Regions from separate parts of the Homo sapiens genome. Here region 1 is linked to region 2. Evidence: chromatin contacts called from ENCODE Hi-C or POLR2A ChIA-PET data. All regions are on one chromosome and are shown on one strand. Each heading gives the region's core, a stretch centred on a gene start or an enhancer-like site at or near the end of the contact. The rest is flanking DNA. Distances are from core to core; before and after follow the strand shown.

Region 1 (5,604 bases), core at 961-3,460, 440 kb before region 2:
CCTGACAGTCCACGTCAGCGTCTCTGTCCAGCCTCCACACACCCCTGCACGTTCTGAAGAGCCCTCCCCAAGAGTCCAACTCTCTCTCCTTCCTCCTCAGGGCCGCACCAGCTCTCTCTCCTTCCCCTCCTCAGGGCCACACCAACTGTGGGGTTCCAGCTATCACTCTGTGCAAAGGACTCCTAACATGGGTGTCCTCCGTCTCACCCCATAAGCCACACTGGCCAAGGCCAGGCAGGCACCACACATCGCGAGGTAGAATCTCTTTGCTACGGTTTGAATGTTTGTGTCGGCCCCTCCCCTGCACCCCAAAATTCACAGGTTCAAACCAAACCCCCAGTGTGCCCAGCTACTTTTTGTATTTTTGGTAGAGACAGGGTTTCACCATGTTGGCCAGGGTGGTCTCCATCTCTTGACCTCATGATCTGCCGGCCTCGGCCTCCCAAAGTGCCCCACGGCACAACGCTCTCTACTGCAGCCCTGTTTCCACTCACATTTTCTGTTATCACGGCGGGGGGTGGCAGCACCGAGAGCGCGTTCAGCATTACTGGCCTCTGCTTTGCCCCTCAGACACATGCTTGGTCACTGGGCTGTGGAACATACAGGAGCCCCGTGCTCCGGAACACGGACCACCCGACAGGAGCACGGACACAGCAGTCGGGGCGACGTGGGTGCCTCACAGAAGAGGGAAAAAGCCAGGAGGGCGGCACGTGGGCGCAAAGTTCTCAGCTTCGTTAGTCATCAAGAAAATGCAAACTAAAACCAAGGTAAGTGTGAGGGTTACTACTGAGTTTCAACTTGACTGGACTAAAGGATGTGTAACTGTTCCTGGGAGCATCTTGAGGAAGCTGCCAAAGGAGATTCACATTGAGTCAGTGGACGGGGAGAGGCCGACGAACCCTCCATCTGGGGGGGCATGATCTCATCAGCTGCCAGCACGGCAGATCTGCGGAAGCACTGGACTGGCTGAGTCTTCCAGCCTCCATCTTTCTTCCATGCTGGATACTTCCTGCCCTCGAACATCAGACTCCAAGTGCTTCAGCTTTTGGGTTCTTGGACCTACACCAGTGGTTTGCCAGGGGTTCTTGGGCCTTCGGCCACAGACTGAAAGCTGCGCTGTTGGCTTCCCGACTTTTGAGGTTTGGGGACTCGGACTGGCTTCCTGGCTCCTCAGCTTGCCAACAGCCTATTGTGGGACTTCACCTCATGACTGTGTGAGTCAATACTCCCAATAAACTCCCCTCCATATATACATTTATCCTATTAGTGCTGTCCCTCTAGAGAACCCTGACTCGTACACACAAGTACTGGTGAAGGGGTGGAGCAAAGGAAACTAGTCCACTCTCATCAGGGCCAACTCACGCACCTGGCAATCTCTACTCATACTGAACACAAGTATGCCCTATAGCCCAGCAATGCCATTCTGGACATACACGTCCAAAAGAAAAGCAGGTGCACAGACACAAGAGACACGCGTGAAGTGCTTCATAGCAGTGGGGTTTGCGGCGTGCCACTAGGATGTGAGGGTGGAACACTACACAGCAGAGGAGGCAAACACATCACAACGTAAGTCAATCTCACAAATAATGTTGAGGAACCCTGTCTCTACGAAAAGTTTAAAAATTAGCCGGGCACTGTGGTGCATGCTGGCGGTCTCAGCTACCAGGGAGGCTAAGGCAGGAGGATCACTTGAGCCCAGGAGGTCGAGGCTGCGGTAAGCCAAGATCATGCCACTGTACTCCAGCCCGGGCGTCAGAGCCAGACCCTCTCCCCTCTCCCCTCTCCTCTCTCTCTCTCTCTCTCTCACACACACACACACACACACACACAGAGTAATAATGTTGGGGACAAAATACATGATACATTTACATAAATTTCTGAAAATAGCAACTACAGTACTTAGGGATGCATACTTAGTTGACAAGACATCCGCGAAGCGTGGAAAATGGCTGCCTGGCGGATGGAATTGGAAGGGACGGTGAAACGGGTTCTAAGTGAAGGCTGCGGAGGCGTTTGCTTTGTGGTCTGCTAAGTTGTACATTTTTACTGGGTGGACGTTTGGGTTCTCAGCTGAAGCAGTCTTTCAGAAGGTGACAGAGATAAAGGCCACACTATGTCCTTGCAAGGCCTCAGAGGTGTCACTGACCTTTTGCTGCAGGACCTGTTCTTCTCAGGGGTCTTGGCCTCCTAGAGGAAGGAGGGCCCCATCGCCCTGCTAGGCCCTACTGGGACCCTCAAGGGCATGAGCATGACGACGGAGCAGCTTCAGGCTTCCCAGCATGTCGGGCAGGCCTAGCCATGCCCAATACACACTGCAGGGCACCCACTGCAGAGTGCAACAGGGAGCTTGGAGCCTGACAAGGAGACACACAGCTCTGTGAAGACGAAGGGGAGGAGGAGCAAGGAAAATGCTTCTTTTACACAGAAGGCGCCAAGATACAAACTAAATGTGATGAAGACAAAGAAAAGCAGGCGTGTGTGTTAAAGGTACAATTGCACAGCTAAAAATAATCATGGCCGTAAGGCAGGGACGGCAGATGGAGGGTGACTCAGCAGATTTCCTCCAAGGCTTGCGAGGGTGGAAATAAACACACGGAAGTGACCAGCAGAGAGAAACACGCAGGGAAGAGGAAGGTTAGAAAGGTCTGGGGTGTCACGCACCGTTGCTGGGAATGCAGAGGAGGACGGTCTGCAGAAGGGGACGCAGCCACCGCCCCCCCCACCCCGCTGCAGAAGGTGCACACCACTCAGCAACCACCCACCCACTGCTCAATCTACCCCCAAATTACACAAATAGGGCCAGGCACGGTGGCTCACCCCTGTGGTCCCAGCTACTCAGGAGGCCAAGGCAGGGGGGTCATTTGGGCCCAAGAGTTTGAGACCCGGGCAATGTAGGGAAACCTCATCTTTACAAAAATATCAAAAAATTAATCAGTCGAGGTGGCACGCACCTGTAATCCCAGCTCCTTGGGAGCCTGAGGCAGGAAGACCCCTTGGGCCCAGGAGGTCGAGGCTGCAGTGAGCTAAGATTGCACCACTGCACTCCAACCTTGGTGACAGAGCAAGACCCTGTGTGAAAAAAACCCAAACCCCAAACCAAAAAAACACAACCGGGGCATGAAAAAGTGCTTGGCCCAGAGCAGTGCCCCAAAGCATCTCCTAAGAAAGGGGCTTAACACAAAGCCTGCCCGCCAGGGGCTGCTGGTGGCATCCGGGCACATCTGCACGTGGGGCTGACAGGACTAAGGAGGTTCCACAGACACACGACCAGGCGGAGACGCAGAGAAAAGCAGGTACAGCAAGAAGTCCACTGGGCAATGCAGAGGTGGGGAATGCAGAGGGGGAATGCAGAGGTGGGGAATGCAGAGGTGGGGAATGCAGAGGTGGGAAATGCAGAGGTGGGGAATGCAGAGGTTGGAAATGCAGAGGTGGGGAATGCAGAGGTTGGAAATGCAGAGGGCACCTACACTTCTGATGACAGCGAAATATGTAAGGCTGGCTCAACCATCAATCAGTCAACGTCACCCAGCATGCCAACAAGCTAAAGAAGAAACACCACATAATCACAACTGGTACAGAAAATCATTTGATAAAATTCAAAACTCACGATAAAAATTCCTAGGAAAACAGGAGTGTGGAGAAACATCCTCAACACGATAAAGGCCAACTACCAAGAACTCAAGGCTGACATGATCAAGAGTGACGTGCTGAGGGCTGCAGATGGAATGGCATACAGGGCAGAAAGGAAGAAATGGAATAAAACTGTCTCTCTCTGAAGATGGTGTAAGTGTCCATGTCGAAAATCACAAGGAATCTATCAAAAATTCCAAGAAACTTTATTTAATAGAGTTCAGCAAGGACACAGAATCCAAGATCAACACACAAACACCTATCCTATTTCTGCAATAATCCTATGAAAACAAGAAATAAAGACAGTACCATCCTATTTCTGCATGCTACCAATAATCCTATGAAAACAAGAAATACACAGTACCATTCTATTTCTACATGCTAGCAATAATCAAATAAAAACATGAAATAAAGACAGTACCATTTATAGGTGCTCCAAATAAAAATAAATGCTTAGGTTCATATGGAACAAAACTAGAAAAACCTATACACATTTTAGGAAAAAACAGGAGAAAATCTTTAGGACCTAGGGCCAAGAGTTGTCAGACATGGCAACAAAAGCACAATCCATAAAAGAAAAAACTGATAAACGACCTCGACAAAATTAAAAACTTTTGCTCTTTGAAAGACCTAGTTTAAAGAGTGAAAAGACAAACTGCAGACAGGGAAAAATATCTGCAAATCACAAGTCAGATAGCAGGCTTGTATGTAGAAGAAAGAAGTATCAAACAACAAACATTAATTAGAAAATAAGAGAAAACACACAGACATTCAGAAGAGGTGCACGTGGTGAACAAGCCATGAAGGCACTCGACATCCTAAGCCGTTAGGGAAACACAACTTAAAGCCGCAATGAGATATTACTGCACACCAATCGGAACAGCTAAAATACAAAATACTCAAGGATGCTGGAGAGGATGTAGAAAAGCTGGAACTCTCTCGCTTGCTGTGGGAACGCAAAGTGGTGTTGCTGCTCTGGAGAACAGCAAGGCAGCCTTACGAACCTAAGTGTGCGCTTGCTGCCCCACTCAACAACTGCACCCCAGGACATTTATCTGAGAAAATGGAACCTCATGTGAACACAAAGACCTGTTTGCGAATGTTCACAGAACTTTCACTGATAATAGACAATGGGGAAAACCCTTCAACAGGTGTCCCAGCGGTGTCCTCGAAACTGGGTTTCATTCACATCACGGCATCCCCTCAGCAGTAAAAGGGATGGCTATGGATACACCCAAGCGTATGGGTGAATCTGCAGAGGCCCCTGCTGAGTGAGTGGACACACCCAGGCGTACGGGTGAATCTGCAGAGGCCCCTGCTGAGTGAGTGGACACACCCAGGAGCACGGGCGAAATCAGCGGAGGCCCCTGCTGAGTGAGTGGACACACCCAGGAGCACGGGCGAAATCAGTGGAGGCCCCTGCTGAGTGAGTGGACATACCCAGGAGCACGGGCGAAATCAGCGGAGGCCCCTGCTGAGTGAGTGGACACACCCAGGCGCACGGGCGAATCAGCGGAGGCCCCTGCTGAGTGAGTGGACATACCCAGGAGCACGGGCGAAATCAGTGGAGGCCCCTGCTGAGTGAGTGGACATACCCAGGAGCACGGGCGAAATCAGTGGAGGCCCCTGCTGAGTGAGTGGACATACCCAGGAGCACGGGCGAAATCAGTGGAGGCCCCTGCTGAGTGAGTGGACATACCCAGGCGCACGGGCGAATCTGCAGAGGCCCCTGGTGAGTGAGTGGACGCACCCAGGAGCACGGGCGAATCAGCGGAGGCCCCTGCTGAGTGAGTGCACAAAGCCCACCTCTTAGGTCACTCCCTGTGGACTCTACTCCCACGGCTTCCTCCAGGACAAAACCACCAACCTCGGGGAAACAGGCGGGGACTCCGTGAGGAGGGCTCATGTCTGTCGGTGGCTGTCGAGGAGGCTCTAGGACCAGGTATCCAGGATAAGACGGGGGATCTGAATCAA
Region 2 (3,105 bases), core at 40-2,539:
TACTAAAAATACAAAACTTAGCCAGGCGTGGTGGTGCGCGCCTGTAGTCCCAGCTACTTGGGAGGCTGAGGCAGGAGAATCACTTGAACCAGAGAGGCAGAGGCTGCAGTGAGCCAAGATTGCGCCACTGTGCCCCAGAGTAAGACTCCACCAGAAAAAAAAAACAAAACAACAACAACAACAAAAAACAAGTTCTCGGGCGCAATGGCTCACGCCTGTAATTCCAGCATTTTGGGAGGCCAAGGCGTGTGGGTAATTTGAGGCCAGGAGTTTAAGACCAGCCTGGACAACATGGTGAAACCCCGTCTGTACTAAAGATACCAAAATTAGTCGGGCGTGGTGGCAGGCGCCTGTAGTCCCAGCTACTGGAGAGGCTGAGGCATGAGAATTGCTTGAACCCAGGAGGCAGAGGCTGCAGTGAGCCAAGACTGCACCACTGAGCACAGCGAGACGTTGTCTCAAAAAATATATCAGTAAAAATAAAAAAAGAAGTTCGTGTTGGGAGAAACTGAGAAAGTATAGCAGGGTTTCTCTGTATTTATTAATATATTTTTTTGAGACAGGGTCTTGCTGTGTCATCCTGGCTGGAATAGAGTGGCGTGATCTTGGCTCACTGCAACCTCCACCTCCTGGGCTCAAGTGATTTCTCTTGCCTCAGCCTCCCAAGTAGCTGGAACCAAAGGTGCACACAACTGTGCCCAGCTAATTTTTGCATTCTTTGTAGAGATGGGGTTTCACTATGTTGCCCGGGCTGGTCTTGAACTCCTGAGTTCAGGTGATCAACCCGCCTTGGCCTCCCACAGTGCTGGGATCACAGGTGTGAGCACCGTGCCCAGTATCTGTATAATTTCTTAAGAGCTGCACATGAGGCCACAACGATTTTAGTCAAGATTCCAATCAAACCATCTAAGTGCTGCTGTTCTTGCCTCTGAGGAGACAGTCGGCACACGCACCCTAGACTCGAGACGAGGAGACAGTCGGCACACACACACCCTAGACTCGGGACGTGGCATGATGCAGGGGAAGGAACGGTCACCTACGTGCTGCTGTTCTTGCCCGAGGAGCACACACAAACCCTAGACTCAGGACGTGGCATGATGCAGGAGAAGGAACGGTCACCTACGTGAACATCTTCCTCTTTCAACACCTCTCGGAAGGTTCTGTGTGTCCAGAGAGAGAGGGCAGCTCTCTGCCAGTCTGCAGAAGGAAGGTGCAAGGGTCTCCAGGAAAGGCTGGCTACGTCCTCCTCAGAAAGAGGCTGTCGGGCCTCTGAGAACAATCTGAACATGAGGAACTGAAACTGAAACAGAGAGTGACCCGGCCGTTTCTTCATTGCGCAAGTTTCACTGTGAGTGGCTGAGCAAATGCTCAGGTGGAAACAGACCATCAACAGCCCACACACACAACCCCACATTCAGAGGACCTCAGTCCAGCCCCTGGGAGGGCGCAATACACGACCCCACGTTCAGGGGACCTCAGTCCAGCCCCTGGGAGGGCACAACACACAACCCCACGTTTAGGGGACCTCAGTCCAGCCCTTGGGAGGGCACAACACACAACCCCACGTTCAGGGGACCTCAGTCCAGCCCCTGGGAGGGCACAACACACAACCCCACGTTCAGGGGACCTCAGTCCAGCCCCTGGAAGGGTGCAGAGCCCCTCAGCGATCATGGCTGTGCACAGTGCTCCAGGGAAGAGCCTATGTGCAGACCTTCCTGCCATCTGACTGCTTCCTTGAGCTAAATGTCTGGAAGCAGAATTGCAGGAACAAAACTGCCTCCCAGGGGTAGGGCTGGTTTGGTCCCGGGCAGTGAAACAGCCCATCTCTAGGCCTCTGCCAGGAATGGCGTTCCCACCAAAAATGCACACCAACTGGACAAGCCAGACACACTATTGGTGCTGCGTGACCGTGTCCATCTCTGCCCCCGAGGAGATGAGAGCCTCCCATGTTTATAACCAGCCTGCTCCAAGGACTGTCGTCCCTGCTCAGCATGCTGGGTGGGAACCACGCTGCCCTCTCCTAAGCTCAAACTCCATGTTTTCTTTAAAAACTTGGCACCAGGGACAAAGTTCCTCAGAGGAAATAACTGGAAATACGTGCACCCTGGATCCTCAGGGGCTGCTCCCAGATTCTGACTTAATTTATCTGGAAAGGGGCCAGGAATCTATAGTTTCAAAAGCTTCTCAGTTGATTCTAATGTGAAGCCTGAAGTTGAAAACCATTATTTATTTATTTTTTTTTTTTTTTGAGGTGGAGTCTCGCTCTGTTGCCCAGGCTGGAGTGCAGTGGTGCAGTCTCGGCTCACTGCAACCTTTGCCTCCCTGGTTCAAGCGATTCTCCTGCCTCAGCCTCCCAAGTAGCTGGGATTACAGGCGTGCGCCACCACGCCTGGCTAATTTTTGTATTTTTAGTAGAGACCAGGTTTCACCATGTTGGCCAGGCTGGTCTCGATCTCTTGACCTCATGATCTGCCCGCCTCGGCCTCCCAAAGTGTTGGGATTACAGGCATGAGCCACCACGCCCAGCCTGAAAACCACTATTTTATACACGAGACGTTCATTAAAATCCTATAAAAGGACAACACTGGTTTGCAGTGCCATTTCACCTTTACTTTTGACATTCAGGGTTTCCAATGCTCATCTTTAAATTCCTTTGTCTGGGCCGGGCACCAGCGGCTCACGCCTGTAATCCCAGCACTTTGGGAGGCCAAGGCGGGTGGATCACTTGAGGTCAGGAGTTCGAAAACAGCCTGGCCAACATGGTGAAACCCTATCTCTACTAAAAAACATACAAAACAATTAGCCGGGTATGGTGGCACGTGCCTGTAATCCCAGCAACTTGGGAAGCTAAGGCAGGAGAACTGCCTGAACCCGGGAGGTGGAGGTTGCAGTGGGCCGAGATCGCACCACTGCACTCCAGCCTGGGCGACAGAGCAAGACTCCATCTCAAAAAAAAAAAAAAATTCCTTTGTCTGAACAATGTAAGGAACATTTACTAGATGAGAGGAATAAGAATTCTTCTTTCCAGGGAAAGATACTTATTATGAATACTGATCTTTTAATTCATCTATCCTATAAATGCCAACATCTATTTCATTACAATTA

The links. Hi-C counts contacts between places; a loop is a spot of excess contacts on that map. ChIA-PET counts read pairs that join two places held with the same protein, here RNA polymerase II (POLR2A). Pooled maps may share reads with other maps.
Region 1: a pooled map shows a loop between it and region 2 (4-fold over the local background). The contact joins two enhancer-like sites. A Hi-C loop is called at or near these places in 2 of 50 pooled maps. POLR2A ChIA-PET finds 5 or more read pairs at or near these places in 2 of 52 experiments (GM12878 and naive thymus-derived CD8-positive, alpha-beta T cell).

The regions. Positions count from the first base shown.
Region 1 is chr16:89,323,666-89,329,269 of GRCh38, forward strand. The region is part of intron 2 of ANKRD11 (ankyrin repeat domain containing 11); the gene reads right to left. All of the region lies in intron 1 of LOC128462377, which reads right to left. LOC100287036 (a long non-coding RNA gene) reads left to right here. Exons shown (of 4, transcript NR_168302.1): 3 at 101-255; 4 at 571-1,252. Among named protein-coding and RNA genes, the nearest start is that of ZNF778, 110 kb to the left of the region's middle. RefSeq lists enhancers at 1-336, 2,049-3,248, 2,270-2,389, 2,430-2,549. Within about 2 kb of position 2,211, at least 28 of the 41 ENCODE cell types and tissues checked have a DNase peak (open chromatin) inside an H3K27ac peak, as active enhancers do.
Region 2 is chr16:89,763,767-89,766,871 of GRCh38, forward strand. It overlaps FANCA (FA complementation group A), which reads right to left. Exons shown (of 43, transcript NM_000135.4): 28 at 1,124-1,300. Among named protein-coding and RNA genes, the nearest start is that of ZNF276, 44 kb to the left of the region's middle. RefSeq lists enhancers at 1,204-1,313, 1,474-1,543. Within about 2 kb of position 1,290, at least 14 of the 41 ENCODE cell types and tissues checked have a DNase peak (open chromatin) inside an H3K27ac peak, as active enhancers do.